3 separate regions of the Homo sapiens genome follow, and all the other regions are linked to region 2. The links are chromatin loops, found by intact Hi-C in ENCODE. Cell type or tissue: dorsolateral prefrontal cortex. All regions are shown on one strand. Each heading gives the region's core, and the rest is flanking DNA. Links, peaks and the distances in the headings are about the cores only. Region 1 overlaps ACACA (acetyl-CoA carboxylase alpha). Region 2 overlaps ACACA (acetyl-CoA carboxylase alpha). Region 3 overlaps ACACA (acetyl-CoA carboxylase alpha).

Region 1 (10,761 bases), core at 1,012-9,011, 64 kb after region 2:
CGAAAAATACTTGTTTGGCAGTCAGATCCAAGCCTCACACAGGCTGGTAGTGTTATCAGTATAGTTTTGAACATTTCTGAACACAGAGGAAATCCAGCAGCAGTTGGGAATATTCAGTCATGTATTCAAGTCTCTTTTTCTGGTTTTATTTTACTCATCATATTAGATGTTGGAAAGCAGAGTACCCCAGTCTCATGCTGTCTCTCCTAGCAGTAAGAATGAAGTAGTAGAGGCTGGGCACAGAGGCTTACACCTGTAATCCCAACATTTTGGAAGGCCGAGGTGGGCGGATGGCTTGAGCTCAGCGAGACCAGTCTGGGCAACGTGGTGAAACCCCGTCTCTACAAAAAATACAAAAATTAGCTGCGCATGGTGGCACGCACCTGTAGTCTCAGTTACTTGGGGTGTTGATGGAGGAGGATCGTCTGAACCCAGGAGGCAGAGGTTGCAGTCAGCTGAGGTCGTGCCACTGCACTCCAGCTTGGGAGACAGAGTGAGAACCTGGCGCGCCCCGCTCCCCACCTCAAAAAAAAAAAAGAATGAAGTAGTAGAATGTGGACATTAGGGCCAACAAGATCTAGATTTGAGTCTTATCTCCACCACTCACTCTTATTTAAGCCTCAGTTTACTCACCTGCAACTTGGATATATAAATAAGATAATGTTCTGATGATTAAATGATTTATATGTGTGTATATATAATCATGTTCCCTGGTACACAATAAGCTAGCCATGATGATGACAAAAAGGAGCCCACGTCCATTTCATAAAATTAAAAATCACACACACACACTCATCTTCATTTGAAACTGTTTGCATATACTATGAAATCTAGTATTTTTTTAATAGATGAATGAAAATACATTTTAAATAAAATCTCCCCTTCTTTTTGAGATGTCAATCTGTTAATTATAATACAGAGATAGATTTTGTTGTAGCTAAGTCTTTAACAAGAAGAAGTGAGTAAAAGAGCTGGAAACTTTGTCTTCACTTACCTCTAACTTTTTTTTTCTTTTTCAGGTAGAATGACTTTTTGTGCTGTCTTTTATTGCTTTATTTTCTCCTTTTATCTATACCTTTCATTTCCTCTCTTTGTATGATATCATTGAGGGACACTTTTCTGTTACTTGTTCGGAGACTGTACTCTTGGCAGCACTGAAAAATGTACTGCTAATTACACAATTATTTTATTATGTAGCACTGGTTGAAATATCCACTAAAGAATTAATTTAGTTAAAATAATTTGAACTGAGCAATTATTTTCATAACTACAGAATTAGCGTAAAGCACTTAAAGTCCTTTATTCCCTGCTCTTCATACAGCAGTTGTGTAATTAGCAGTAAATTTTTTTGGTCTTAGCTTTTCTCCCAAAGGAATAAATGTCTTCACTCTGATCATATACATGGAGTACATATCATACACATTCCACATAGAGTAGGGGGTGTTTTCTGGGGTAACTTGGAATTTCTGAAGTCTTCACAGACACACCAGGTTGGGGCAGTGGAGCATGTGCCTTGCAGTGAACTGTGCTCACTGATAGTTTGTATATTAAGCCATTTTTACTTTGGAGAAGGTGGCAGTTTAATTTGCCAGTAACTACAATGAAAGCAATTTCTATTTGGTTTGCTCTTAACTTCCTGAAAAATGCTTCTTTGCCTTGGATTCCCAGAATTGATTTATTCCAAATTGAGATCCTCTCTTTGATAAGAAAGTTTGATCTCAGTTGAACCTGTTATTTGGTATTTAGAAAGGATCCATTGTGGCTCCACTGAAGTACTCATTAAACATCTGGACTCATAAACCTAAAGCTTTAGCAATGGACTTCAGTGAGCTGGGAAATGGGAAGTCCATAAAAAGTTGGGAAATAAATAACTGATCCAGTTTTCCAGGGACTCACTTTATGTGTACATCATGGGTCCTTTTCTTCAGGCTGCTCCTGGCTTTGGAGGGATTACAAAATGTACTCTTTTTTTTTTTTTTTTTTTTTTAAAGGCAGGGCCTTGCTGTGTTACCCACACTGGAGTACAGCAGCATGATCACAGCTCACTGCAGGTCTCAGCCTCCTAGGCTCAGATCCTCCCACCTCACCCTCCTGGGTTGCTGGGACTATGGGAATGTGCCACCATGTTTTGCTAATTTTTTTGGTTTTTGTAGAGATAGGGTCTCTCTCTGTTGGTCTTGAACTCCTGGGCTCAAGCGGTCCTCCCACCTCAGCCTCCCAAGGAGCTGTGATTATAGGTGTGAGCTACCATTCCCAGTCTACAAAGTGTAGTCTTTAGCAGAATGAAGAGGTGGTTCCTCTCTTGTTTTTTGTTTATTTTGTTTTATGTTGTTTTTGAGACAGGGTCTTGTTCTGTCACCCAGGCTAGAGTGCAGTGGCAAGATCATGGCTCACTGCAGCCTCGACCTCTTGGGCTCAAGTGATCCTCCCACCTCAGCCAAGTGACTGGGACTGCAGGCATGCACCACCATGCCCAGCTAATTTTTTATTATTTGTAGAGACAGGTTCTCACTATGCTGCCCTGGTTGGGTCTGTTCTTCTCATGTGGCTGTGTGGTATTTCCTAAGTATTTTTAAAATTTTTCTCTCATTGATACCCTATAAAAATGCAACTGTTAAAGAATTTGTCTTTCTTTCTCATTATATTCTTTCCAGAGTATATAACTAATTTATTCAGCATTCATTCATTCAGCAGATATTTGTTGAGCACTAACTATGTTCAGGCACTGGGCAGGGATATCGGGATACCAAGATGAAAAATAGTTTTTGAAGATAAAATTTTTAAAGGATCAATTTCCATTAGGTGCACATTTGAAGAGCTCATCCTATGCTAAGCATCATGAGAATAACTGAAAAGAGGTAGAATAGTTCCTTCCTTTAGTAAACTTACTGTAGTGGGAGAGCACATATTGACATGAAAAATACTCAACGTTTGTAGAGCAAATGTGAATTAATGTGGTGAAACGTGAGTACAGAAATTCAGAGAGGATATAAAATGGAAAGGCAATCTGGAAGACTTACACACTGTATCTTGTGAAAGACAGTGCATCTCTCTGTTGCTGTCTTGTGCTTTTGAAGATCCTCTGGAGTCTTGAATGGGATACAGGTCGATACTCCCTTTAGTCTATAGGGTGGCCAAACAGGAGGCATAGTATAAGGAGGCTCTTCGTGGCCAGAGGTCCTGAACAGTGTTTAAAAGTACTGCTTTGAGGAAGAGAAATTTCTTGATTTCTAATTTGTCTCATTCTCCATAGATATGTACGACCAAGTGCTGAAGTTTGGTGCTTACATTGTGGATGGCTTGAGGGAGTGCTGCCAGCCTGTGCTGGTTTACATTCCTCCCCAGGCTGAGCTGCGGGGTGGCTCCTGGGTGGTGATTGACTCCTCCATCAACCCCCGGCACATGGAGATGTATGCTGACCGAGAAAGCAGGTAGCGTGCCTTCCACATTTCCATTCACTGCCTTTAGGGACCCTGTAGCTGTTGGTTTCCTCCTGGAGAATGTTACAGCCATGGCACTACAGCACCCACATCCTGTGATTCCAAACCAAAGCTTTTTCCTTCCATTACAGTCCAGGTCCTCACTCTAGCATTTCAGGAAGCTGAAGACCATGGTGTTTGTAGCACCCAAAAAAACTGTAAGGGAGAACCTCAGGCTTATTGGGAGGTGGTACCTGAAACTACCTAAATAAAACAGATCTAATCTGGCATCCTTTCATAGTCTGTTCTCACCTCTTTCCTAAGTAAACTTCAAAACGTGTTTCTTTGACATTTTCCAAGGAAATTCTTACCTCCAGTCGTTTTAGTGGACCGCCCGCTTCTCTCTTGTCCCCCCAGATTCAGCCTTCTATGTCAAAGGCTGCTTAGGAGAGTCCAGTAGTTTCACTGTCAAACCTCTAGGCTGAGAGGCTTATTATTTACATTCTGTACTTAGGGGTTTATTATTTTTTAAGTCCTAAACTCATCTGATATCAGATCAGAGACAATTCCTCTATAGACTTTGGAATCAGACTGTCTGGTTTCAAATCCAGTTCTGCCTCTTGTTATATTTGGACGAGTCTCATAACTTACTAAACTGTAGTTTCCTCACCTGTAAAATGGGAATAATCACAGAACCTTACTACATAGTAGATGGAGACTGGGCATAGGATTGTTGTAAGGATTTATATGTAAGTTATTAGAACAGTGCCATGTACATAGTAAACATTATCTATAATTTTTTTAAACTAGAAAGCTGTGGGTTTTTTTTTAAACATGTTTGGGGTAAAGTTTCTGGGGACTGAACATCATTAGTATGCACTAAAAGTAACCCTGAGACCTTTGACTCTGCTCATTTCCATAGCGCTGGGCAGAATGTTTTACCTCCTACTTGGCCTGGCTTAGTGTGTCTGATCAGTGTCCTACAAGCAGACTGACAGCTGTGGTATAGGTGAGGTAGATAGATAGATAGATAGATAGATAGATAGATAGTATTGATGAAGTATTGCCCTTCATTATTGTACATCCTACGTGATGGAGGTGGTTCCCCTGTCACTGTGCCTACAGCATTTTTTTCCCCTGGAAAATAATGTGATTCCTGTTACTCTTATCAGCTGTAGGTGGTGGAATCTGTATTCTTCTCCCTTTGAAATGGAAGTCGACTGGTGTGGTAATGAGAATTATTTTAATTGCTTTTTGCCAGGCCTTTCTCATACCTCACTTAGACACTTCTCTGGTGCCTACTGTTCTCCCCGGGGAGATGTCTGTTAACCATAGGTGGGCAAAATGATAATGAAGCTATTTCCTGGTCTACAAATTGTAACTGGCCTCATTCTGTTGTCTCCTTCCTTTAAAGTGCCTCTATTTCTGTTTTGTTTTTTCTTTCTTTCTGATCCAGGGGATCTGTTCTGGAGCCAGAAGGGACAGTAGAAATCAAATTCCGCAGAAAGGATCTGGTGAAAACCATGCGTCGGGTGGACCCAGTCTACATCCACTTGGCTGAGCGATTGGGTATGTCTGCTTGTCCTTCTGGCAAATCAATGAGCCATTCAGCTGATTTGTAATGAGTGCATTCATAGGCCAGGGGAGGAGGCACTGAAGCATTTGATCAAATTCATGATAATCTTTATTTACTGTCCTCTATATGGTAAGAACCCTGGTAGAATGAAATAGTGTGTATAATAGGGAAAGTGAGCCCTAAAAAAGCAAAAGTCACCTGATTTTTTTTCCTGATATTTCCTTAGAGTACAAAAAGCCCGTCTTTCTAAGATGTCCTTGTAGAGAATGATTAGCTAGAGTTGCTGCTGGGGGCAGGCCTCACCAGAGAATATGCTAGATTTAAATATGTCCTGTTTCTGCTTGTTTCTTTGGACAGCTCACTTCATTTCTGAGAGATGGGATAGAAAAGCAGGAGTCTTTACCCAGGTGGTGTTCCGGGGTCTTCCTGAGCTAGAGAAATAGAAGTAAAGATTGCGCACTGTGTGCTTCCAAACAGTAGCTGCAGCCAGAATAGCCCTGAGAGCAGGCGTGCTTAATGCTTCCAGCCATTGCTCTGTTGCTCATTTGTTTTCAGAGCTTTTGGAAGCCACTTGGCAATTTGAACATAGGACTAAACCATGGGAGTCCTGTGTTGAGTCCAGAGTCTAAATGAGTTTCAGATTCTTTTAAAACACTGATTTTCTGCCCAGGTCTCCCATTGAGCCCCTTGCTATGTTAGTAAAGATAATTGCTCGAGGTTCTTTTGTCAGTTGGTTTGTCTTGTTTTTGTTTTTTTCTAAAGGAACAGAGATTGCCTTTAAAAGGTAGTGAAACTCAGTGAATGGAGAAGAGAGATGCTAGCTCATTTATGTTCCAAGTGGTAATTTAATTAATAAAGTACCATTTGTGGACTGTATATCCCCACCATCCAGAGACAGAAAAATCCCGTTTGCCTACACTGTGGAGACTGTACATCCAGGCATTTGGAGCCCTGAGCCAGGTTGCCTGCCAAACACGGTGACTTGGGTTACAAGAAACCCTGTTTGTGTCCCATTGTTTGCCACTGGGTAACAGCCACCAATAACTCTAACTCACCACAGTCTGATCCTTTTATGGGGAATGCACACATACAAGAAATGAGAGTTGTTTCTAAAATCTATTGCCACCCAGAATTGAGGTGGGTTTTTTCTCTTTCTTTTCCAAACAGAATAATTACTTCTGACCAACCCTGTACACTTTAATTAAAGTAACTGCAGCTCAAGAGCAAGTTACTTACAACTGTTCATAGAGAGAGCTCTAAAAGCTTCAGCCACTGATAAGCATCTCACTTAGATGGCTCATAATTGCTCCCAGCATCCCCCAATTGTTGCCGCTGTGTTTACCACTAATTCCATACAAAGGCAGCAATGCCGCAATTGCAGGACACAGCAAATTGCATCATTTTCCTTTTTCCTTTTTTTCTTCCTTTTTCTTTTCCCTTTTTTTTTTCTTTTTGCTGGTTTTCTTTCTGGCCAATTTAAAATTTGTCAAAGTCGGTCTTCTTCTGGATCACTGCCCTTTGATATTTCGCGCACTCCATTTGCCACAAACAAGCCGCAGGGCCGCAGTTCATGCTGACTCTAGCAGAAGCAGAGAGAGCTCCATTTATCTTACACTGCCTGCTGAATTCCTACTCATTAACTGGGGGTTCACTGCCTCTTTTTAACCCCCCAATGGCTGTTATCATCCCTTCAGAGTAACTGGGTGGTAGGGAGAGGGATCCTTTCTCCTTTTGCAGAAGGACTGGATGGTGAGGGGTGTGGAGATAAAGCTTCTTTCTCTTCAAGGAAAGTGATGTCGCTCCCACCTTCAACCAGCACCTTTTAACTTTTGAAGCACATGAAGGGGAGAGGGAGGAGACTCCCAAGTGATAGCCGTTTAATCATTTGTTACAAATCATCTCATTATCAATTTCCTATCCGCATTGGAGAAAACCATATTTATTTAACCTTGACCAAAATGGCACTTGAAAAAGGACCCTTAGTCTGCTAAATGTGAAGCAGGCTCTGGCCTAGGGCAGCTTGGGAACATGAGCAGTGGACTTGGAATAAGAATAACGAACTACGAGTCTTGTAAATTATTTAACTTCTCCGAACATCAGTTTTTTTCCAACCATAAAGTGGAGATCACACCTCTGCCTAGCTAATATGAGGAGCAGATGAGCATGCATTTACTTCATTGCATCATTATCTTTCTGTCTTAATCATTAGAAAAAGCAGATGGCCATGTTTGGTATCCAGTATTCTCTGTGGCTCAGTCCCACATGTGAAAATATGAAAGAAACAGAAGTATAGTCCTGTCTCTCAGGGATATCCTATACGGGCAGCTGTCTCTGCGACAAAGCAGGTCAGCCTAGATATAACAGGACATATTATGAACCCAGTTCCTTTGGGGTTCACAATGATTCTGGCTCTTTTAGTTTGCCTAGAACCAAACTACCAAAATTCTTTTTCACAAAGTGGGTGAAAATGGTCTCATTTTTCAGACTGGGAAATTGAGGCCAAAAAAGTGAATCATCTAAGATACAAAATAAATAAATGTACATCAGAGTCCAGAATGGAATTCTCATTCTCTGTGTTCTCCTTTTCTCAGGATTTCTTCAGATTTTTCCTCAACTGAATACTGAGCCCGAACTAAATTAAACAAGGATTCTTTCCTTTTGTAATCTAAAGCCATTTCCACAGAGAAAATCTGATTTAGGAGAAAGCCTGTAGGAGTGGATGTTATCTTGTGTTGCCGTTCTCTCCCCAAATCTGCCTCTTTACTGGGGAGCGTGCTCACAGATCACTTAGACAAACCAGCGCACAACTGATTGACTGTGTTCAAAAACATAATTACTCCGGGCACGGTGGCTCACGCCTGTAATCCCAGCACTTTAGGAGGAGGAGGCAGGCAGATCACCTGAGGTTGGGAGTTCAAGACCAGCCTGACCAACATGGAGAAACCCCGTCTCTACTAAAAATACAAAATTAGCCGGGCATGGTGGTGCATGCCTGTAGTCCCAGCTACTCAGGAGGCTGAGGCAGGAGAATCGCTTGAACCTGGGAGGTGGAGGTTGCAGTGAGCCGAGATCGCGCCATTGCACTCCAGCCTGGGCAAGAAGAGCAAATCCCTGTCTTTAAAAAAAAAAAAAATCATAATTGCTATGTATTTTATAAGAATGAGTAATATTTGACTTCTGAGCAGCTAACTTCATCTCTTCTAGAATTTTTATTTTTTTAAATGGCCTTTTGTCATCTTACATGGTTAGTTTGGGTGGAAAGATGGTGAATTACTAGTTTGCAGGTCTGTGATTATAACAGAAAATATGTAAATAGTGCCTACACTGATTCCTAATAGAAGTAAAGGGAAGAATTACCTCAGAAAGAAAAGTGAGCAAAGCCCAGGCCCCAGAGTCTTGCATTGCTGAATCAGTTCTGACCCTGATTCACAGAACCAGGGCTTGGTAGAGTCATTGCAAGGAGGAGAATTACTTCCTACCATTTGGTTGCCTTAAGGAAATTAAATTTCTTCTCTGGAAATGGAGCCGCAGCCCTCCAAGTCCTTTTTGTCTCTCTCTGACATCCTTCTACTGCCTCACAAGGCCAGGAGCAGGGAGAGTGGCTGTGGAGCGGGACGGCCTTGCTAGCCTGGCCTCTTGAGTGCTGTGACCTGAGGTCCTCTCCTGGATCCTTCCCCTCCTCTTGTGTTCAGAGAGAAATGACAAATCAATTTAGATGGAGAGAGAACTGTCCAGCCCAAGTGTGAAGCAATTGTAAGTTCCCCACTGTCCCTCTCTCTCAAAATGAAGAGCACCTGGGCAAAGGAGCCGCTTAGGGGAACTTGTTCTTAGTTGTGGCCCTGTTCCCAGGCAGCTGGGCAGCCTGCCATGCAGCACCGCACTGCGCCCACACAGAACATGCCCTGACTGCCTGCCACAGGGAGCAGCAGCATGGACTGAGTGAGCACTGCTGCTGGCCCTTGCCTGGTCCTTCTAGGCCTGCCCACACCCACCATGCCTTCAGGGTCAAGGTTGCCCCAGGTGCAGATATGGAGCATTGTGGTGGCAGGTGAGGATACGCTTCTCTGTAAAAATCTTCAGGAATGCCTTCCTCCCAAGCCTTCTCTAGCAGCCAGAATGACAGGAAAAGGACTGTTCCCTGGGCTAAGGGGACTTAAGGGTTAAGCTGCTTTTCTGGCAGAGGTGATCAAAGTATCTGAGCTGTGTTTTTCCAACTCTTATGTCCATCTTCGAGAGGCTGAAAGCTGAAAAGAGCCAGAGTTGCTTGTTTGAGGCAGAAAGTATGTCTTTGCCTGGAAAGTTAAGACTAGGAAAGAAAGAAGTTCCGATACGCATGCCTTAGTGAGTGGTCTTTCACCTCTCACCTGTTGAACTTGGAGTGTCCTCACTGACACTATGGCCACTGTGTCCTTTGCGGTAAGGAGGCTGATGAGAAATAACACGAGGCTTTCTATCACGAAGGTAGATATGGGATCTTGCCTCCTCTCTTTTGTTAGCAGTAGCTGAAAACCTACCCCTCACACTGATTCAGAAGCTATTTGGCTCGGTGAAGTTTAGTGCAATAGTGACAAAATTTTCTGAGAAGAGAAAGGGGTCATTTTAGTTTGATCCTTTAATCTGATTGTATTTATAAAAGCACCTGGGCTTGCCTCCCCCAAGGAAGCAGTGTTTCACAATTCTGTATGGCCAGAGGGACCTGGCAGGCATTTAGTTAGAGGGAACCCAAGAGAAAGCTGTCATCAGAATGTGTCTTGGTCCCAAATGACCAGATCCCCGTATCCTGACCTGCCAGACATAGGGAGAGCAAATTAGGGAAGGAAAATAATGAAGACTACAGAGGCATATTTCTACCAGAAGAATTCAGAGAATTCTGTGCTGTTCCCTGACCTTTTTTATATGGATATGTCTGCGTGGAAACACAGGGACGGGACTGATGGGGGAGCAGTATTTTTTTTTATTCCTGTTTGGAAATCTCTGGGTTTTCTATTAATATAATGATTTTTAAAAATATGAACAGTAGAGCACTAACACTGTTGCAGGGAACTTTAGGGTTAAACATCCCCTGAGAGGATTGCTGTTAAAATCAATATGCAAATGTGAGTGTATTTAGATAGGTATGGCCCCCTTTGAAGAAAAGCAGATATATGAAAATGGGGTTTTAAAAAAAGCTAGATACATTGGGAGAAATTATTCCCATTACAAAAGGATTATTTGCCTTACCAAAGGATTCACTGCAGGGTTCCTCATAAAATAGCTCCCTTAAGGCATTTAAAACAGGATCTGATTTACGCAGTTTTTCAAGAATGCTTTTGTGTAAAGAAAGGCACACCTGTTATGGATATAGAAATAGTTTTGCAGGATTTTTTTTTTTTACCTATCTTACTATGTTTATAGAAAAATTTCTTTCAACATAGAAAATGTGATTACATAGATCTTTTAAACAACTGCTTGTGTTTGTACTTCTGAATCTTAATAAGATTCCAGTCTTTTTTATGCTGATTTTTCAGTCTCAAGGTTGAGGGATGGGAGTATGTTTTAACATCTGAGATATTCAGGAGCTTTCTGGGGAGGGTGGTCTTGTTCTTATCTCTAGCATCATAAGTATTGAACCATTCAAAGCAAATTGCTTTCTTTCTTTCTTTCTTTTTTTTTTTTTTTTGAGACAGAGTTTCGCTCTTGTTGCCCAGGCTGGAGTGCAATGGCACGATCACGGCTCACTGCAACCTCTGCCTCCCGGGTTCAAGCAGTTCTCCTACCTCAGCCTCC
Region 2 (10,761 bases), core at 1,451-9,450:
TGATACCCTAGATTAATATGATGAGAATCAATATAGATAGCATAGACAAATGGATATAGAGTTCATGGTACACAGTTTAGAGTATAAGTTCTTTTGTGGGAGATTTGTTATAGCTGAATAAAAACTAGCATGAGAAAATATGACATTATGAATCTCAGCCTCTATATGAAAACAAATTCTTTCAATCTGTATGGTGAATCATCTCTATGCTGCAGATTTTTCTTCTATCAATAGAAGGCAAGAAAAGTGTATCACCAGTAGAAAATGCAACCAGTAAAGAATAAGGTATCAAAAGAATACTGAATTTGTCCTTTTTAAAAAAATCTATGAATATAGGATTTTTCCAAGTCTCCTAGTCAATACTACCAGTATTACCACATTTGAATTTTAGTAAAGTAATATATGTAGCCGTAGTAAATAGTCTGTGTAGAATTCCTGTGTTATTCACAAATACAAGAGATTACCTTTATGCAACCATTTGTTTACAAGTTCTGTCTCCTGAAAGATACCTTCATTCGGTATTTCCCTTTTATAGCATTGCTAGCCTAAAAGCTGAGTGTTACTTCTGTTTCCCAATGCCAGTGCTATAAATATAATATAAATCACATTCTATATAAATATAATATAAATCACATTCTAAGTAATTCTTCCTATATAATAGGCATAAACACAGTGATTAGGACACATAGGTATGTATGAGTCACTTGGGATTCAAATGTTGCTTTGAGGCAAGCAAAGAAAGAGCTGAATTAGCTCCCACTTCACAAAGGATTTACTTACAGGAAGTTGGAAATGGAAATCATAATATTTTTTAAATGAATTGGTATGTCTGTGTCAAAATTGAGCAGAATTGATCTGCACATTTACAAATAGTCACACACATCTAGTGAGCTAATTCCTGTGTGTGGTCCTATAGCTATGAAAAATATTAGAAAGAGGTTTCTTCCCTGGAATTTCTAGTAGAAGCTTCATTCTGGCCTTCTTGGATTTTCTTTTTATTAGCTGAGCGTCATGTCATTTTCCTGGATATTCCTTTGTTGTCAAGTTTCTTTAGGATTTTCCTTTTCTTTGTTTTAAGGAGTCGATGCTACTTATTTAGTTTTTTAATTTTAATATTCCTAGGATAGTGTTAGGTCTTTCCTGTTTGTTAATGCTCTGGTGCTGATTTGGAATCACTCAGTAGTTTGACTTTTTGGAAAAGTGCCTGACTTTTGGCATGTAAAAAGTAATTACAAATCTATTTTAACTGAGAATGGGAGCTGGAGAATTTAGTCTAATGTTTACACTCTGCAGAACACTTGGAAAAGAAGGCAAAACCAGATTGACTGAATCTTAATAATTATTTTTGTCTATATTGAAATTATTGTGACTGATTAGTCAAACTTCTTTTCTCCACTAGTCCCTGATCAAACTCTGGGAGTCTATGTCCACTCAAGCATTTCTTCCATCTCCCCCTCTGCCTTCTGACATGCTGACTTACACTGAACTGGTACTGGATGATCAAGGTCAGCTGGTCCACATGAACAGGCTTCCAGGAGGAAATGAGGCAAGTAGTTGAAACCCCCCTTCCCTTTCTTATCTCTGTGCCCACTAGTACCAGCTTTCTGTGAGGTGGTCATTAAATAGCACTGGAGCATGGTAGTCTTGTTGGGAGAGTTCTTTAGAGAGAGCATTGACTGAGTATCAAGAAATTATTAATTTTTTAGGTGTGATAATGGTATTATGATTTTGCTTTTTAAAATAGTATTGTTTTAACACAAAGGACTCAGTTTTAAAAAAATAAAAAGGAATATTGTTTTCTTTTAGAGATACAGACTAAGACATTTACAGATGCAATGATTTGCTTCTAAATAAAGAGGTGTGAGGGTGGGTGTGTAGATGAAACAGGGTTGGTCGTGAGTTGATCATTGAAGCTAGGTGATAGGTACATGAAAATAGATTATTTTCCCTGTTTTTGTCTATGTGTGAAATTTGGGGATTTTCTTTTTTTCTTTTTTCTTTTTTTGAGATGGTGTCTCGCTCTGTCACACAGGCTGGAGTGCAGTGGCTCAATCTCAGCTCACTGCAGCCTTGACCTCCATGTCTCAAGTGATCCTCTCACCTCAGCCTCCTGAGTAGCTGGTACTACAGGTGTGCACCACTACACTTGGCTAATTTTTGTATTTTTTTCTTGAGATGGGGTTTCACCATGTTGGTCTCAAGCTCCTGAGCTCAAGCAATCTGCCTGCCTCAGCCCCGAAAAGTGCTGGGATTTTAGGTGTGCACCATTGTGCCCAGCCAGGATTTTCTATAATGAAAACATTTAAAGTATTGTTTTGCTTAATGTTTTTTCTTATTTGGATTCATATTAATAAATGCATTTTTCAGTGTCTTCTCCATGCTCAATTCATTTGATCTGGTGCTGTTGTGAGCATGATAAATGTGTTCTTGAAGGGGCTCAATCAGAATTAGGGGTTCAAACATAAAAAATGTAGCAAAGAACCCATTTTTTGATAATTATCCCAAGAATGCATTTTCTAGCCTTGGCATCCTTTCTCTCAGAGTAACCTATGAATAGTGATATAAAGTCCTATTTTGCCCTATACTCTTATACTCTTGTCCATGCATTATGATTCTTTCTGATTTTAACTGTGCTCCTAATGTACAGTTATAACAATGATAATACCAGTAACAAACCTAAAAAGAGAGATATTTTTATTTCAACCTTAAATATAATCCCTAGAAAGATTTCATTCCATTGAAGGAGTAATCTTTACCTGTGTTTTCACCACAAATAGGCTGGGTAGACCTTTGGAAATAATAAGCAGTTTGTTTCTATTTTGCTCAATCTTTTTCAAAAAATTTCACTATATATACAAGGTGTGTGGCTATTTCAGTAATATGCCAGTGGATGCCAACAGTAGATGATTTGGTATCAAGATGGATGCAAGCATTGGACCAGATGGAGAGTATCAGACTTGTAGGAGTCTCAACAAATAGCAAAGTCAAGAGGACTGGGGTGGAAGGATGCAAAACATTTTGACAAGCATAGATATATACTCATCAGCACACGAAGTTGAAACAGAGGTTTCTGCCACTGTATGTAGCATCTGCCTAGTGAGCCCCTCAGCAGCAAAGAAAAGCTTCATTGTGCTAGACTTAAATTCTGATTCATTGAACAGTGTAGTCTTCAGGAATGGAAGGCACCCTTGTGAACATGGGGCTGAGAGCAAAATGGTTTTAACTAATGTAATTAAAACACAAAATGAGATTTTTGGCCACGTGAAAGCTAGCTGCAGTGCTGTGTGAAACCCCTTGCCATGATCTTTCTTTCCTGCTTTCTTTCTGCCCTCATTCTGTGTTTGAGCGAATGGAGACTCAGGGAATAGTGAAGTCCCAGAGGGACAGAGCTCTGTTCTTGCTGAAATTACAAGCACAGAGCTGCCTGGGCATGAACATGTAGTGTTTACTCTGCCAGTATGAATACAAATAGTCTTATTATACGGGCCTCTGTACCCAAAGACCACACACACACACACACACACACACACACACACGAATTTTTTAAAAATTAAAGGTTTTTTTTAACCCCTTTAAGACCTAACAAACCTTAGTGGAAAAGATATGTCTTAAACAGTTGCATAGGACTATAGCTATGACTAGTAGTAGATCTAGTATAGGAGCCACATGTTTTCCTTTGTCCAGTGCTTTAATAGTTTTGAAACCAGAAAGTGAATAGTATTTCTTCAAAAGATTTTGAGTTTTTGTCAGTTCTCACTTTCTTCTTGTTCTACAGTTTTCCCTCCTTAGTTGCCTATTTTCTTTGTTCTGTTTTTCTTTTCAAATGATTGACTAGGATTGAGGCTGAGTGTTAGCTTGCTGTTTCTGAGCCTTTGAGCTTGGGAGGAGTTAGACTGATGTTCTTTTGTGAGCAGTTAGTGACTAATGCCCAGGATGGCTGGTGAAGTCAGTCATTGGCCTTAGCTAGATTATAGGGCACTGCACAACAGGAATGAGGTTGGGGTGTTAGTATCAAACTCTGCTACCAATAGCTTGAACATACAATGGAGCATGTCCACTGAGAGACTGACCAATCTAAGGATGGAGTTTCAGCAGTCAGAACTCTGAGGGACAGCTGTGCCTAAGAGATGACAAAGTGTCAGTAGGATGTATTTCCTCGTGCTGAGCCCAGTTTTATCAGGGCAAGTTGACTTTCAGCTATTGCGGTTTAATTTTCTTTGGCCAAAGAGCAAGTTTGTCATGAGCCTGGCACTCTACATATTACCCCAAGAATGATGTGAAGGGAATGAACAGAGCTCATGCTGATGAGATTTGGAGTAAATCTGTCCTGTCCCAAAGAGAATGGGCATCTGGACAGAGCCTTGAGAAATAGTTTTATTACAAAAGAATAAAAAATTGACCTGTTAATGTTCTGAAAGCCAAGGCTCAATGTAAATGCATTGGTGCTATGTAGACATTAAATCATCATAATGTGGTGTTCTCCAAAAGTGACGGCTCTACCAGGTCATCATTGTGGGTGGTATTGCATTACCTTCAAGGATTGGAGTTTCTGAGTTTGAAAACTAGCACATGGATGTAAGGAGTAAGGGTAAAATGAGAGATTCCTTCAGAGTTTTCCCATGAATTGAGGTGCTTTTCTCCATGATCGAAGGCAGAAAACCTGCACTTATCAGACCATTGGCTGTATGGGTGGCCAGTCTTTCTAATTTTTTTTTCCAGGACAGTAAATAGGTAAAAAGGTGATGGGACCAGGACTTGGACCAATTCAGTTCCATTTAGTTTTAGGTAACTTCTTTGCCATTTGAGGAGGAATATTGGCTGTTTCAGTAGAGATGTGACCTGCATTTTGAACATTTATGCCTGTGTTTAGAGCAGGAGACAGAGCTTTTCTGATGCTGTATTAGCTACTGTCTCCTTTCTATTTTCCTAGTTGTCCCTTCCCCATAAAGAAAGATGTAACTAAAGGAGTACCACCTAATGCATGATGAAAGGTATAGGAGAACACATTTTTCTCATTGTCATATTTGAATGGCATTACATTTAGTATGACTTTAGAGTAGGAATAAAAAAGATGTAGACTAAATCTGTGAACTACGTTACTTGCAGATAGCTCCAAAGATGAGTTGTCCAAGATTTTTCTTAATAGTTTCAAGTAAAGATGAAAATTGAGGAAAATGTGATTGCAGCATAGACTAAACGGATCTCATTTCTAGCTGCTGTGTTGGTACAGTGATGGGCACTGTATGTAAATACACAGCTAGATGAATGTGTGCTGTTGAGCCTGGATACAGAAGAAATGCAGCTATCCAACAGTTCTGCTTTACCACTTCTCAATTTTGGAGGAATTGTTTTCATTTTCCTGCCAGTTTACTAACCTGTTTTGATCTTTTGGTGGAAGCTATAATTGCAGGTGGGGACATTTTGAGTAACAGTTCGCAATCCAGTACAGCTGCTTTTCGCACTAAATCCTGTTATTAAAAAGCTCAGGCTAAGATCAAGCCAAGGGCTGTAACGGACTTGACAGAGAACAACTTAACTTTGCCTGGTAGGACAAAGAAAATCCTAGCCTTCTTGAGACTATGCTCTTGTTTATTCTGAAATAAGTTACTAGCATTCTTTTATTTTATTTCTTTTTATCAGCTCTGCGAACTAGACCAGTAATCTCTAAAGTGGGCAATGCTGAAAGATATGTTAGAGAGTCAACTACCATAGTAACTTTAGTGCTAGTAGAAATTAGGACCCTGTTTTTCTTACCATATCAGAACATGGGCAGCTTTTTAACATTCTGTCTCATCATGCCTGTCATAATGAGAAACTGAGATGAGAAGACGATGTTGCGATGTTGTATTTGGAAGCAGTTATAATAATTAGGTACAAGATGTATATCCAAAAAAGGGGTTGGTATTCAGAGACTGGAATTCTTGGTATAAAAGTTTTTCTGGGAGGAAAGTATATTGAAAATTGAATGCAACTGGGGCCAGGCGTGGTGGCTTATACCTGTAATCCCAGCACTTTGGGAGGCTGAGGCGGGCAGATCATGAGGTCAAGAGATCGAGACCATCCTGGCCCACATGGTGAAACCCTGTCTCTACTAAAAATACAAAAATTAGCCAGGCGTGGTGGCGGGTGCCTGTAGTCCCAGCTACTTGGCAGGCTGAGGCAGGAGAATCGCTTGAACCCGGGAGGCAGAGGTTGCAGTGAGCCGAGATCGCGCCACTGCACTCAAGCCTGGTTACAGAGTGAGACTCCGTCTCAAAAAAAAAGAAAAAGAAAAAGAAAAAAAAATTGAATGCAATTTGATGGTCACCTCTACACACACTACCACTCTTAAGAATTGTGGTAGCTCTGAGCCTTCATTTTTTCAGATGGGCGCTAGGTGTCAGGGTTTTTCCTTCTCAGCAGCTTAGCATTCACATGAGCCTTGTGAGTGGCCTTGTTTGTTGAGGCAGATTCACTGGTGTCCTTCTTTTTTCAGTTGGTATAGTAGCCTTTACCTAGTGTTCCTGCAATAAGCAATTGCAATTTTAACTCTTTGGTTGAAGATCCTTTGAACCTTGCATTAGGGATCTATTTTTTTTTTTTAAAGAAGAGGATGATTGAAGAGGAAATAAAGTAGTGTAAATTAAAGTTTAAAGACTAGCTGACAGCCAGGCGCGGTGGCGCATGCCTGTAATCCCAACACTTTGGGAGACCAAGGTCGGCGGATCACTTGACGCCAGGAGTTTGAGACCAGCCTGGCCAACATGGCAAAACCCTATCGCTACAAAAAAAAAAAAAAAAAAAAATATATATATATATATATATATATATATATATATATATAAATTAGCCAGGCGTGTTGGCAGGCGCCTGTAATCCCAGCTACTCAGGAGACTGAGGCACAGGAATCTCTTGAGCCCAGGAGGTGGAGGATGCAGCGAGCCAAGATCGCACGACTGCACTCCAGCCTGGGCGACAGAGTGAGACTCTGGCTGAAAAAAAAAAAGACTAGCTGCCATCATGACTGGTATTTTGGTTTTAGTCCTGCTTTATGTTCTCAGGGGTGAAATGGTAGGGACAGTGGGGATTAGGGGTTCAGTTTTAGAACTGCTAGCCCAACTAATACCCATATTTAATTATTGTTTTAATTGTTGGCAATGTACTGATATCCTATGTCTCCCAAAGTATAGCATCTCATTAATTTTTTTATTTTAAACATATAAAAAAATACACAGTGATATGACAAATACCCCTGCATCTACTGACCAGCTTAAACAAATCTTACCATTTTGACTGGGCTCCTCACTTACATGTTACTATAATCCTTTGAATCTCTAATTTGAGTATCAAAAAAACAATTTAGGAGTTGGTAGGGAAAGGAAGTTGGTAAGCTTATATAAGCCTAAAAGATTAGAAGAAATTAATTAGTAGATCCATTTTGACAGTTCTTAGGCTGGACCTCTTAACCCAAAGGACCTCTTATTTTAGAAAAACCACCATAACCCTCTGTCTTAATTCACTTGGTTGACATTTTCCATACCCTCAAAGGAATTGCTTGGGTTATCCTGGACTCAGATTCTAGTGGAAAGCATTATGTTCTAAAACTCTGCCTGTAGAGAGTGTGTATATGCTTACGGGTTTTGGTGGTGAGAAAAGGGTAGGCCATTTCTCATGAACACAGGACCCAAATATTTAACATTAGATTTTTTAAATTGTTTTACTCAATTTAACCTCAAAATAGCTCCATGAATGTGATGCTAATTTGGATGTACTTTACCTTGCTTTTGTTTCATTCTTTTGAAATCAGTTTGCCTTTTCATGCTGTGTATAGAAATTGAGTCAGTGTCAGTCTTTTAGATATGTGTTAGAAAAGAGGCATATTTAAATTGTACTATGCTGAAGGTGAGTTCTGAAATAGACCTAAGCGAAGCGGGTCTGTAAAACAGGACCATGGTCTATGCATTGATTGTTCAACTTATAAAAAGGGTCTTTGCCATTAATCTGTCCCTAAAGATAGGAGAATGTTTATAAGTGCTTTGGGATCCTCAGCAGAAAAGGGTCAAATACATATGATTATGTATAATTATGATTATCCATAAATGATTATGATTATACATAAGTATTCATAATTTGTGCTTGCCTTATTTTTCATCAAGGCTTTGAAAAATCAATTTTGAATCCTTGAGATTAAGTATAGAGAAAGATATATTATGGCATATATGGTAAGATAATTTTATGTTAATTCTATGTTTTTGTTCTTTTATTCCCATTCTAAGTAAGTATATTTGGCTGCAAGTCTTTGTCTAAAATGATCTTCCAAACCAAACTTGGATCCCTCATTAGAAAAATATGGAGGCTAATTTTGAAAAATAAGTCTTCCTACCATGGAATTACTTCTAATGAATTTCTGACACTGTTCTTTTGGGATGTATATACTTTTCTCAGAATTCCTTCTGAATGACTATTATTGGTGTTGGAGATTTCTCATCAGGTTGAGTAGTTTTTACTCATTTTTTTGATAGCAAAATGAGGCTCAGTAACCTTGATTGACTTTGAAAATCCTAATGCATCCACTGGCTCACTAAAGTAGTACTTGTGGAGGGCTCCTCAGTTTCTTTCAAAAATAAGTCTAGAGATAGCCTTCAAACAAAAGAATGTACTTGCCAGCATATTTATACCTGTCTTAAGTTGTAAGATTTTACTGAAAAAGAATGTGACATAGTACCCTATGTCAAGAAACTTTACAGCTCCAACCAGAGGCAATAATGAACATCAGGACAGCAACAGATGACACCAGAGAATGAGGAGTAGCGGGGGGCACCAGAGTTCAGCACTCATTCGTATGATTAATGGACAAGGCTTCTGGGACTATAGTAGGCCAACTTGGTTAATTTCCATACCAACCAATTAATCCTGGGCCCCATTTCTCAAATACCGCTGGCTTCTATGTGCTCCACTGCATGTTTGTTAAAAAATAATTCCTATGCTTATTAAATTACTGTGTGTACATGTGTAAAATTACTGTGGTTTCATGTATATAAATGTTACAGGGAGAAATAATTTCCCTGTTCAAAATTGTTATTTCTAATCTTTGATAACATTTTCAAAGAATTACCTCTGGGATGAAAATTTTTTGCTCTAAGTTATATTTTTCTTACCCTTTTATCGCTGTTTAGAGAGGTTGAGGTGAGTTTGTTCAGCCATTTTTGAAGTAAGCCATAAGGCTTAAAATACAATATTTGACTTAATTTGTGCCATTTGGAAAAGCCATGCTGAAAAATATGTCAATGCCTTTCCATATTGTATTATTTGCCAGATATCAATGTTCTATTATTTAGTGTTCTGTGATCATGTGAAGGAGCTCAAAATAATTTTCTTAAGAGCTGAAAAACTCTTTTTTTCATGCTTGGATACAAGATACAAAAGGGGGAAAGAGGTAACATTTTGTTATATATCTGAGAAGGGACTCAAGTTCAGATTCCTGCTCTCTGGATCTTAGTTTTCTCATCTTTATGATGCAGATGATGCCCAAGTCTGGGTTAGCGCTAACATGCTTGGATTCTTTGTATTGCTGCTCAAGGGCCTTGCAGGGTAGTCATCTTCCTGGCATTAGCAGAATTAGAACAATAGGTTTTACAGACTCTTCCAAAAAAAACTCAAGATCATTTTAGCATGAATATAGCAAGGCTTTTAGCATGAATATAACGAATACAGCTTCAACATCTCAGCCACAGCCTAACCTGTATTTAAATCTGTATGGAAAGGTATTGTTAGAGCTCAAGTCAAAGTGTGGAGATGTAAGAAAGGCAGCTGTGGCAAAGATATTCTCTTTCTGCTTCCCACAGCATAGCTAGAGTTGATGGATATGTCTTTCACCCTTAAAAAACAAAATCCTGGCATGTTTTGCCCTTAGCTTTTCCTGCAAATTTCTTTGTTGAGCTTAATATTGTTGTTTTATTTTGTAGTAACAACAGCAGCTTTGGGAAGTGCCTGTGTGTGCTTGCACATTCTATTCACATTGATAGTACAATTAATGTTGATGTCAATTTTGGTGTTAATTTTGGGTCATGATTAGTGTTGACACTTTGTGTCAGACTAATGGCATTTATGGGCACCATCAGAATAAATGTTAATATTATCATGTTTTCACTATCTGTTATAGTAACATTAAACCAAGGTCCTCCCAGCAGAAAAAATACATATATGGATAGATAGATAATGCCTTTCTGTATCGCTGGTGTTACTCAGCGAGAAAATGACATCTCAGGGCAGAATCCTAATCACTGTTTGGAGCATCAGAAATAATGATCACCTCTGATCGGAGGTTGTGAATAATTCATTTGGTTTGATTTTCACGTCCTGTCCAGTGATACTTTTCAAACCAAATGTGTTTCTACAGGAAAATAATGGTCCCACTTCTTATGGAAATACTGTGGCACAAATCATTTTACCCACATAAAAACAGTTAAATAAGACTGTTCTCTTCTGCTTGCTTTCTCCTTCCCATCCCCTCCTCCCTCACTTGAGCTGTTCATTCCAGAATCAGAATGTAGCCAAAGAAATATGTTCTGCCTTAGAACTTGTATAAGGGAAACAAATATTTATTTCTGCTTATCCTTAGCTTATTCACTGTAGCTCTTTTCATCCTCTTCCCTTTTTCACTTTAAGATAATCAGCTTAGGTTGATAACCCTAAACCTAATAAACCTGCTCGTTGGAATGTTCTGTTATGAAAAATGATCTGAAATTAAATATTTTAAAACTTATTCATGGCTATAGTAAT
Region 3 (10,761 bases), core at 1,701-9,700, 87 kb after region 2:
CCAGGAAGTGACCCTCTAATCCTTATTGTGGTTGGTTACTGGTAAGAAAAGACATTTCGAGATAGGCATCTATTAGCTATGCCTTGTGTTCTTTTTGTTCCCAGAGAATTTGTTTTCTTAATCTTAATCCTGAAAACAGAAATTCTGGGACAGAAAATTGAAGACACGGTGATATTATATAACTGAGCACTATAATTCTTTTGTTTCCCTTAGAGATATCTGTTACCATGAGTTATGGGAGTCTGTTTGAATCCACTGGGACGATCCTACTGTAGGAAATAGTAGGATTTATGGTTCATAGTTTCACTGCAGGCAGAAGCAAAGCATCACTACAGCTCCTTAACGAAAATAACAAGAACAGTAGTTTAAATTGGGTCATAAGAACATGGCACACATTTGTATCCTGGGCATGGTTTCTCACTTGATTCTTAGATCCAAAATTTGAAGCCTGGTTTTTCAAACAGGCTGATTTATTTTTTCCCAGACCCCAATAGTAGAAATTGAAATTAGGACTCTGCATGGAACAATGAGAATGTGGGTTTTGAAATCTCATAAACTTCGGGATCCCAGCTTTGTCATTTACTGGCATGGGCATATTATTTAAGCCTCCATTCCCTCATCTGTAAAATGGGGGTGGTGTTTATGTCATGGGGTTCAGTGAGTTTTAAATAACATGAGTAAAGTATGGAGCATAAGTCAGATGTGGTGGCTCACGCCTGTAATCCCAGTGCTTTGGGAAGCTGAAGTGGGAGGATCGCTTGAGGCCAGGAGTTTGAGACCAGCCTGGATAACAAAGCAAGACCCTGTCTTCACAAAAAATTTTAAAATTTGCTCGGTGTCGTGGCACACACATGTAGTCCTAGCTCCTCAGGGGGCTGAGGCAGGAGCATCGCTTGGGCCAAGGAATTTGAGGTTATAGTGAGCTATGATGGCGCCACTGCACCCCAGCCTGGGCAACAGAGTGAGACCCTGTCTCCAAAAAGAAAAAGTATGGAACACAATGTCTGGCTCAGTAGACATTCAAAATATGCTAGTTTCCCCTGCTCCATGTTAGAAGGTAAAAAAATAATAGCAACATAGACCAAGTCAAAAATGTACAGCTGATTGACCTCGGCGGAAAGGGGGCTGACTCCTGAGCACAGTGGGTGCTCAGACGCTCTTTGGTTTGGCATGCTCTCATGTTCCCACAACCCGATGCCATGGTGCATTCTTATTGTTCACACAGCTACCCACTCGCTCTTATTCTGGATTTCCAAGTGAAATGAATGCTCAACAGAGGCCCCTGTGAGGACCATAGGAAAAAGCACTATTGACAGGGTCACTTATTTCCACTGACCTCAAAACCTGGCCTCAGGCTACTGATGAATAAGTCTCATACACCAAACTTCTCACACAGGGCCAGGCAGGGAGGAGGTAAGGTAGAACCTGGAAAGTGTTGCTTGGCCCTGCTATGGGCCTGGAGCTGAGATGGGATTGGCTCACAGGAGCTTGGTTCACAGGGGTCTGATGGCCACCCTAGCCCACATGTCCTTTGGCTATTGTACTCTAAAGCCCTTGGAAAAAAAAATCACATCCTTTCTTGGGCTTCTGTTGGATAGGGCTTAGCCTTGTAAGTGTAGGTGTATTGAAAATGTCTTTCCAAAATATGAGTGTACCTTAGGATTTGTATGCCATCCCTACACCCATCAGGCTGTGTGTTTCCCAGAAGTCTAGAAGGTCAGAAATGGGAGGAGCCTCCCTAGCTGGAGGTGTCTCCCAGCAGCTCCCAAGGTGAGTTATTAGTAGGGTATAGTAATCAGGGCTCACATCCATCAGGTTGTGCCCTGGTCACTCCTTGGCCCTGCTGAACCATTGTCTAAGGAGGACTTAACAGCTATCCAGTATGTTAGAAATGAAACTTTCCAAACAGGTCATTTAGATGTTGTGAGATAGACTAATTACTACATAAAATTAGTGAGGCTGACTAGTGCCTGAGATACTTATCCACTGATGCAGACAGAAAGTGTCTGTTGAACATTCATTTTAGGACAGGCCACTGTTGTGATGTAGAATTATTGATATTTTATTGATAAAATGTTCTGATACAGATGGATATGCTGACAGGTGGCATACGGGCCCAGGCCTGTCATGATGTTAGCAGCCTAGCATATCACACCTGTTTAAAGTCCACGCTGGAATACTAGGAATGACTGGCCACATTTTCTTTTTTTTTTTTTTTGTCTCACTCTATTGCCCAGGCTGCTGGAGTAGGTATGATGACTCACTTTCAGCCTCAACCTCCTGGGCTCATGTGATCCTCCCCTCCCACCTCAGCCTCCCAAGTAGCTGGGACTATAGGCATACACTACCCCACCTGGCTGATTTTTTTGTAGAGGTGGGGTTTTGCCATGTTGCCCAGGCTGGTCTGAAACTCCTGGACTCCAGCAATTCCCTGCCTCAGCCTCCCAAATTGCTGGGATAACAGGCGTGAGCCACTGTGCCAGGCCCATTTTCATAATTTTAAGGAGGGAAATAATAATGGCTTCTTCCTGGGAATAAGGTTGGCCTATCCTTCTGGATGACTGGAATTGAGTCTTACAACTGTTCTAAGGGAGCAAACAAGAAACTGTAGGCTCTGGCTGGGCACAGTGGCACACGCCTATAATCCCAGCACTTTGGGAGGCCAAGGCAGGGGAACTGCTTGAGCCCAGGAGTTCAAGACCAGCCTGGGCAACATAACGAGACCCTGTTTCTACCAAAAAAAGTTTTGCCAGGCATGGTGGGGCATGCCTGTAATCCTAGCTATTCAGGATGCCGATGCAGGAGAATCACGTGAGCCCAGGAGTTTCGGGCTGCAATGAGCTGTGATCATGCCACTGTACTCCAGCCTGGGCAACAGGAGGAGACCCTGTCTGGGGGAAGAAAAAAAAACCTGTAAACTCCATAACCCAGTGGAAGGGAGCTTGCTTTTCCCAGGTGGAGCAAATTATCCCACAACAGTATGGTAACTCTCCCAGGTCTGTTGAGAAAAACCAGTGGCACTATGCTTACATAAGTTTGTTTATTTTTGCTAAACATGCAGTTGATTAGAACTTGAGACCCCTTTCCTTCATGTACTCTAGGCTGTAATCCACTGGGGTTTGGCGGTCATTGTCATCCAGTTGTACTTTGCGTAAACAGCAGATCTTTTTATAGGACCCATATTTTCAAGCAACTGTAAAACTTGGAATGCGTTGCCCTAATCCTGTCTGGGAACTTTTCAAAATGTTTAAACACCTAGCATACTCTGTGGCTGCAGGAGGGGAAGGCAGAAGAGTTTTCTCTAGAGGGTAGCTGGCTTTCCAGTGTAGTGTCTGAGCATTGTTGGAAGCAGGCATCTCGTTAGCTAATACATTACACCAATCAAGGAGAGTTATCTTAAGCCACAATTAATCTGCTCCCTGGCATATGTTGATAGGAAAGCATCATGCTGTTTCTTAATTAAAAGCAAACGGATTAAAAATGATTAATAAGAGTATTAAATATTCTCCTAAACTAAAGGCTTTGGGATTCTTGGGTAAATCTAAAAATCTTGGGGTTTTTTTTTTTTCCATTCTGAAATCCAAGAAGCATTTATTGTTTTATTTTTCCTCCCCTCCACCCCAATCTTCATAAGTAGGGGTATGTGTAGAAGTCCTGAAACCACGGAGCAGAAGAGTAAATTGCCAATGATGGAAATGGAAATGTTGAAATTTAGGTGGCGACGTTTAGGAGTCCAGGGGGACCCATCCATATGTGGGGCGTGCAGCAAGCTGGGTCACAAGAGTGAGTTAAAACCATGTTATGGGAAAAGCAGTGCTACCTTCTCCCTCGTGGATAGGGGCTGATGTGACACTTCCTTTCCTTAGGCGCAAAACACTTTCTCAAGGCAGTTTGGCCTTGAGAGATGCTGGGAGTCCTAACCCAGGCACAGAGAGGAGAGGGTCACTCAGGTTTGCACTGACGGGGCCACACACCCCAGCTGAAGAATTGCTGATCTGCTTATCAGTGATTAGATACAGAACTGGGCACATTTGAGTCAGAAAAAGAAATGGACAAAGAACTAAAAGAGACATACTGCTGATCCTTAGTCCCCGGAAGCCTTCATCTTTCCAATGTAAAGGAGTTAATTTTTAGAAACAGAGACGTCGATGAAATGACATACATTAAATAACCAGTCACAACTAAGTCGGCAGCTAAGTTAGAGACAGGAAGTGACAGTCTGAAAAGAAACCATTATATTTGAAGGCACGAGATAGTTAGAAAATAGCCTAGTGCTCAGTTTTGTACTGCTTGAGGCCTCTTGTGATGAAGACATTTCCTCTGCAGCCCAGTAGTCACAGCTGTGGCTTTGGTGACCTTGCTTGCATACAGGCTTCCTGTAGCCACGTCTCAAACCTCAAAGCCTCAGAGTCCCTAACAAACACACCCACCTATTAAATTATAGCACCAAACTCATTGTCATTCTGACTTTGACTTCGTTAGTGATAACAGAGAAGGATAGCGCACCTTTAAATGACAAGCTTTGTGTTTAATTACCCAAACAAAATGACATAAATATGAATGAGCCCTAATTGTGGTACTTGGTTTTCCGGAAACCATTAACAAAACGATTCCTAAATGATTTGTAAAGAAAATGAGAGGAGAAGAGAGCAAGGAGAAGGCTATTAGGCTTCTAACACACTCCTGAATTATTATGTAGTCAACCACCTAGGAAATACTCAGCTAAATGATCTTGAAAAGGAGGTGAGAGGTGGTTTGTTGAGACTTTCAGGGTTATGGACGTCTTGATCCTTTCGAATACTCTCATAGGTAATAAAATGGGGCTTAGGTTTCTGACCTGGTGGCTGTACCCTGGCAACAAGACTTCCCTCCCATCAGTTCCCCGTCCGTGCCTCATCAAAAGACAGTGGGCTCTATTTCAGGAGACTTCATCCATCCAGTGACTGCCAGGCCTCACTGAGGCTAGAGACTTATACTTTAGGCATTGTGTCTCAGCTCCTCTGAGAGCAAAACACCAAATAAACAGCCTTGCCTTCTCAATCACAATTTTACTAAGTAATTTGGGCTTTTAACTGGTTCTCTCAAACCTGTCAGGTTATTGAATTCTCTTAGCCTTTGTCAAATAGGTGGGTCCCTAGAGTCTGACAGGACAGAGTCAGGGTATGAGCACCAGAGTGCTCGGGAGAGCCCCATGGAGACTTCAGGTGTACACCTGTGTCCATAAAGGAAGAGAAGGAGAAGGGGCACAGCTCCTGCCTCGAGGCCTACTTCCTCCTCCTGCACGATGCTGACAGTGAAGGAGAATCGTGGACACGGAGCACACTTTTGGAGTAAGCAAGCACTCCAGATCCTGAATAGTCAGGGTGTCCCGGCCTGGCCTGACCCCTGGTGTTTGACCAAGAGTCATCTGTTTGCAGGCTTATGTTTGGGACAATAATAAGGATCTGGCGGAGTGGCTAGAGAAACAGCTGACAGAGGAGGATGGTGTTCACTCGGTAATAGAGGAAAACATCAAATGCATCAGCAGAGACTACGTCCTCAAGCAAATCCGCAGGTGAGACCAACGTGGGGAACTCCACTAGAGAAGGAGGGCTAATTTCTTTGGAATAAAAAGTTTCCAAACAAATCATGAGATGATCGCAGAAATCTTATGATCTCTGCAGTCTCTTGCTGTTTGAGACAGCTGTAGTTGACCCACAGGTACAGATATGGCCTGAAGCCCAATTCTTTTTCAGCTACTGCTCCCCAGGGGCACTTAGTAATCTCAGCTAGATGAAGGCTTAATTCACTGTGCCCACCTCTTAGCTCTGAATGCTGATACTCAAACCGGATGAACAACTCTGGGAGGAAAGCTGATTGTGTGTGTGGTGGTTTCCTGGGAAACCACCTCCTCACCTCCTGAAGCCAAGAGTTAGCTGTATTCTTCTAGAGGCTTCAGTCTGCTCCATAGGATCGGTGGTAGAGACTGCAGGGGCATTTTTGTAAAAGTTTATTTGGAAACATTTCACTTACAGAAAAGTTATAAAATTAAAAACAGTACAAAGAACACCCCTATATATAATATCTGTACTCAGATTTACCTGTTACATTTTCTCCCCGTTGCTATATCACTTATGAGTGTGCCTGCCCTCCCATATGTGTATACATTTTTCCTCTTTCTGAACTACTTAAGGGTGTTACATATATCATGGCCTTTACCCCCAAATATTTCAGTGTGCATTTGCTGAGAATAGGGATACTTTTACATAACCATCATAAAATGATCCACTTTTGTAAATTTAACATTGATTAAAAACTTTTATCTGATATCTACCATCTGTAGAACATTGCTCATTTTGAGTTTGTCTGATGTCTCCCCATGATGAGATGCAGGTGAGGCACTCTGGCCAGAACCTTCACAGGGCACCACATCTGGGGGCACATGCTGTTTATCTGCTCCTCCTCGTGTTAATTTCATCCGCTGGTCAAGATGTTGCTCCATTTCTCTACCGTATAATTACTGATTTTCCCCCCTTGCACCTAATAAGTAGTCTGCAGGAAGACATTTTAAGGCCATGCAAGTATCTTGCTTTCATCAAAATTTCCCTCTGGTGCAGTCTTTACGATGAGCTTGCAAAATGATAACTTTCCAACTCCAGCACACCCTCCACAATTACCAGTCACCACTCAGTCCTCACTCCTGCCGATTCTTTTATATATACATTATTGGTACAGACTCATGAAGTTCTATTTTTTACTGATTTATAATTCATTGCTGGGCTGCTTTTGATGCCCCAATTGCTGTCTTTGTGACATGCCCCCATTGGCATGTTTTGGGTTTTTTTTGGGTTTTGTTTTGGGTTTAATTCCTTTTTCAACATAGCAAAATGTTTTGGGTTTGTCTTGCACTACCTTGGCTGGATATTTGTAATATAGGGAAACAAATAAGGTGAGGCGTGACTAAAATGTCTGCAGTGGACGGTGCACACATGTTTATTGGGCAGTTCTTTAGCTGTCCTCATCTAGACACTTCTGCTTCTCTTTTCTTCACCATTCTCAATCTTCCTTTCCAGCTTGGTCCAGGCCAATCCAGAGGTTGCCATGGATTCCATCATCCATATGACGCAGCACATATCACCCACTCAGCGAGCAGAAGTCATACGGATCCTCTCCACAATGGATTCCCCTTCCACGTAGGAAGAGCTTCCTGCCTGTCCCTGCCCTGTCTCTGGAGAAAAGGGCTAGAGCTGCCTTTTACAACTGTAACCACTGTAATGAGAAGGCACAGGAGACCCAGCACTGGAGTCAAATGGCATTTTACTTCCTCTCGTTTCAGGTTATGCATGACATCCTGGGATGTAAGATCACAGAATCCCCCTCCAGCCCACCAGTCACACCTACCCCATTCAGTATTTATTACCCTGGCCAGGCCTAGTCCTCCACTCCCTGCACAGGACTGAGAAGGCAATGAAAGGTACAAACATGTACCATGAGGTCTTACTAACCAAAGTAGGGCTGCCCCTCCTGTCCTGACAGCCCCTTGGCCTCCCAGCATGGGGAAGCGTGAGGAGTTGCCCAGCAGTGAGCAGCCCCCCTCACTCCTGGCCCCATGAGCCGCAGCCACAGGCAGCAGAGGAGGGCTAAGGAGAGGAGGAAGCCTCAAGTCCATTGTTTATTACCCCGACTCTTAGCCCAGCACACAGTAGGCACTGGAGAGGAATGATTCCCAGTTTAACCACACTACGGTACCTTTTATGAAGAAAAATTAGAGCATAAAATCTACTACAAGCTCCATAGGAACTCAAAGATGAGGGCAAAACTGTGAGCCAAGAAGCAGAGAAAGAAAATAGAACCAGTTATTCTTGATTTAGGGGACCTCAACCTTGGGTTCAGTCTCTGAGGACAAAGGGAAAGGTAGTTGTTGGCCTGCCTCTCGCCTGCACGTCACTGCTGGACTAGCTGTCGCATGTGGCTGGGAGCTGCAAGGCCAGTGCTTGAGGGGCCCCAGCAGTTCCACAGGTGGTGAAGCCTGAGTTGGCAGAGGAGGAGCCAGAAGAGAACTGCCCTTTCTGCACTGGTGGAAACTAGTTATTTATGCCATGTGGAGAGCCAGTGAGATAGATAGATAGTCTGTTTGTTTTGAGGACTTGGAAAGTTGTTCCTATGAAGCCTGGAGCTTGGATGGTTTTGAGAGGTTAATGGTGCCTCCACACTCACTCTTCCCTAGTTCCAGGATTACTGTCCTAGCAGCTAACGGTTCTACTCTCTTCCCCAGAGTGTAGACAGGCAGCAGGTCTCCCCACAGCTCTGAAAGGACCCTGGTGACAGCTACACCCTCAGCACCAGGAGCTGGCCTTCCTGATGAGGGAGGCTTCCAGGAAACACAGAATCCACATGACCTTAAGATTATTTACAACTCAGTCATGGTGCTGCTGTCCTCCAGGCTTACTGGCCCCTCCTGACTGGCATCAGGGGCTTCCTCAGGTGGTGGAGAGAGTTTACTTTCAACAACTAGTTTATTCAAGAAAAGAACTTACTGATTCCTCTGTTCCTAAAGCAAGAGTGGCAGGTGATCAGGGCTGGTGTAGCATCCGGTTCCTTTAGTGCAGCTAACTGCATTTGTCACTGATGACCAAGGAGGAAATCACTAAGACATTTGAGAAGCAGTGGTATGAACGTTCTTGGACAAGCCACAGTTCTGAGCCTTAACCCTGTAGTTTGCACACAAGAACGAGCTCCACCTCCCCTTCTTCAGGAGGAATCTGTGCGGATAGATTGGCTGGACTTTTCAATGGTTCTGGGTTGCAGGTGGGCACTGTATGGCTGGGTATGGAGCGGACAGCCCCCAGGAGTCAGAGCCTCAGCCCGGCTGCCCTGGTGGAAGGTACAGGTGTTCAGCACCTTCAGAAAAGGGCATAAAGTGGTGGGGGACAATTCTCAGTCCAGGAAAATGCATTGACCATTGCTGGCTATTTGCTTACCTAGTAAGAATTGGATTCATTTTTGACCAGATTATTCTTCTATGCTTTTTTGCAATAAATCAAATCCCACATATCTACAAGTGGTATGAAGTCCTGCACCCCCCAGGAGGCCTGTCCAGGCATGTCTTCAGAGGCAGGGTGGGTTACACTCATTTACCTCCCCTCTCCCCACCAAATTATGACACAAACGAGTATGTTTCCTCTCTAGAACCCTGTAATGCCTCCTCCCCCATCCCCAGAGCTCCTTACTGTAGGTCTTACCCTGGACAAGGATTTTTTCAAGTTGGAGGCACAGAACATGAGCAATCTGACATTCCCACAGCCCCTCAAACATGCAAGGCTACTAAGGCAGGAGGAGTATAAATGATGGATATTGACCAAGACCTGCTTGGACGGAGACCGCCATATTATCTGTTCTCTTCGTTCACAAAACAGCCTTCACTTGTCTCAGAATTTGATGGACACATACTGTGATGAGCAGGAGCTTCAGATGCACTCTTTACACATTTTGTTGAAATAAACCTCTACATTTGTAGAAGAGTTACAGTTTGTCATTTCAATCCATGCCCAGCCACCTCATTTCTTGTTCTGCTTTCAGCAGGGGCTCAGTGTGGGGCAAGCCCCTCCATGGCCCTGTAACACCTAAAGCCCTTTGTCTCCTGAACTTGCATAAAGATGATGGGTAGGCAGTAAAAAGCTGGCCTTGGCCAGCCCTGTCTTATCCGCTGAATCAAGGTCAAACTCTGAAAGGCTACAAATGCTCGGGAACCCCGTAGCAGAGGGTCAGTTTTTTAGTTTCTGTTGAGTTTTTCAGGATGGGAAACTTCTTCCTGCTGAGAGCTGGATGGGAGTCCTGGCAGGAATGTCCCCTCCAAAAGAGAATGTCTTTAGAGCAGGGACAAGAAAGACCACAGCTGTTTAGTGAGGATAACAGCTCCAGGCCTTGGAAGCCCAGAGCCCACTGTCCTCCTCAGAAGTCCCTTCTCAGCATACAGGAAGTTGAGAGTGCTCTGATAACTCAGTGTAAACACTGGGGCCGCATGGCCCTTGTTAGAGATTTGAGAGGAAGGTTTTAGATTTTCTTTCTTTAGCTATTCATGGATTTTTAACTCTGGGCACAAAAAGGCACTCGGGGCAGGAAGCTCATGATTCCATGCCGTCAACCCTCTGCCTCAGTTTCTCTCTCTAAAAAAACTTTCTATGGGCTGGGCATGGTAACTCACCCCTATAATCCTAGCACTTTGGGAGGCTGAGGTGGGTGTATCATGAGATCAGGAGATTGAGACCATCCTGGCTAACACGGTGAAACCCCCTAAAAATATATAAAAAATTAGGTGGGAGCAGTGGCACACACCTGTAGTCCCAGCTACTCAGGAGGCTGAGGCAGGAGAATTGCTTGAACCTGGGAGGCGGAGGTTGCAGTGAGCTGAGATTGCACCACTGCACTCTAGCCTGGTGACAGAGCAAGACTCCGTCTCAAAAAAAAAAAAAAAAAAAAGCTTTCTATGAATCCCTATAATTAAGGCAGGAATAAGCACCAATTCCTGAATGTCTGCAAAGATACAGGTCACAGGAGGCAAATCCCTGCCCTTTGCTGATTATTAAACTCAATGTTGTATCTGTCTCTCTCTTTGGGATATATTGCAAAGCAAAGGGTTGCTTTTTCTAAAATGAAATAGAGTGTTAAGAAAATATCAATTTGATTCACCCTGAGCCAGATGTTCCAGAAAGGGGAGTCAGAAGGGAGATACAGGATAAAGGATCCAGGGGGAAGATTGCTACTGTTTGCCTCCCACTGCTG

The links. Peaks named below come from ENCODE experiments on the same cell type or tissue, not always from the same donor. Only the 100,000 strongest peaks of a DNase experiment are listed, where the experiment ranks them.
Region 1: it touches region 2 in a loop (2.4-fold over the local background); 5 of 110 quality-filtered maps call a loop at or near these places.
Region 3: it touches region 2 in a loop (15-fold over the local background); 5 of 110 quality-filtered maps call a loop at or near these places.

What each region holds. Positions count from the first base shown.
Region 1 is chr17:37,105,758-37,116,518 of GRCh38, reverse strand. It overlaps ACACA (acetyl-CoA carboxylase alpha), which reads left to right. Exons shown (of 56, transcript NM_198834.3): 51 at 3,254-3,431; 52 at 4,876-4,988. Among named protein-coding and RNA genes, the nearest start is that of MIR2909, 77 kb to the right of the region's middle. RefSeq lists enhancers at 8,231-8,835, 8,836-9,440. In dorsolateral prefrontal cortex, for the core only: no CTCF peak of the experiment used is centred there; DNase peaks (open chromatin) are centred at 4,968 and 8,868; H3K4me3 peaks cover 1,103 bases; H3K27ac peaks cover 4,477 bases.
Region 2 is chr17:37,170,045-37,180,805 of GRCh38, reverse strand. ACACA (acetyl-CoA carboxylase alpha) reads left to right here. Exons shown (of 56, transcript NM_198834.3): 41 at 1,400-1,546. Among named protein-coding and RNA genes, the nearest start is that of SNORA90, 69 kb to the left of the region's middle. In dorsolateral prefrontal cortex, for the core only: a CTCF peak has its summit at 6,386; DNase peaks (open chromatin) are centred at 3,395 and 6,385; H3K4me3 peaks cover 638 bases; H3K27ac peaks cover 4,576 bases.
Region 3 is chr17:37,083,731-37,094,491 of GRCh38, reverse strand. ACACA (acetyl-CoA carboxylase alpha) reads left to right here. Exons shown (of 56, transcript NM_198834.3): 55 at 5,418-5,554; 56 at 7,053-9,500. The coding sequence ends at 7,176. Among named protein-coding and RNA genes, the nearest start is that of MIR2909, 55 kb to the right of the region's middle. RefSeq lists an enhancer at 4,264-4,765. In dorsolateral prefrontal cortex, for the core only: a CTCF peak has its summit at 5,369 (motif pointing left); a DNase peak (open chromatin) is centred at 5,371.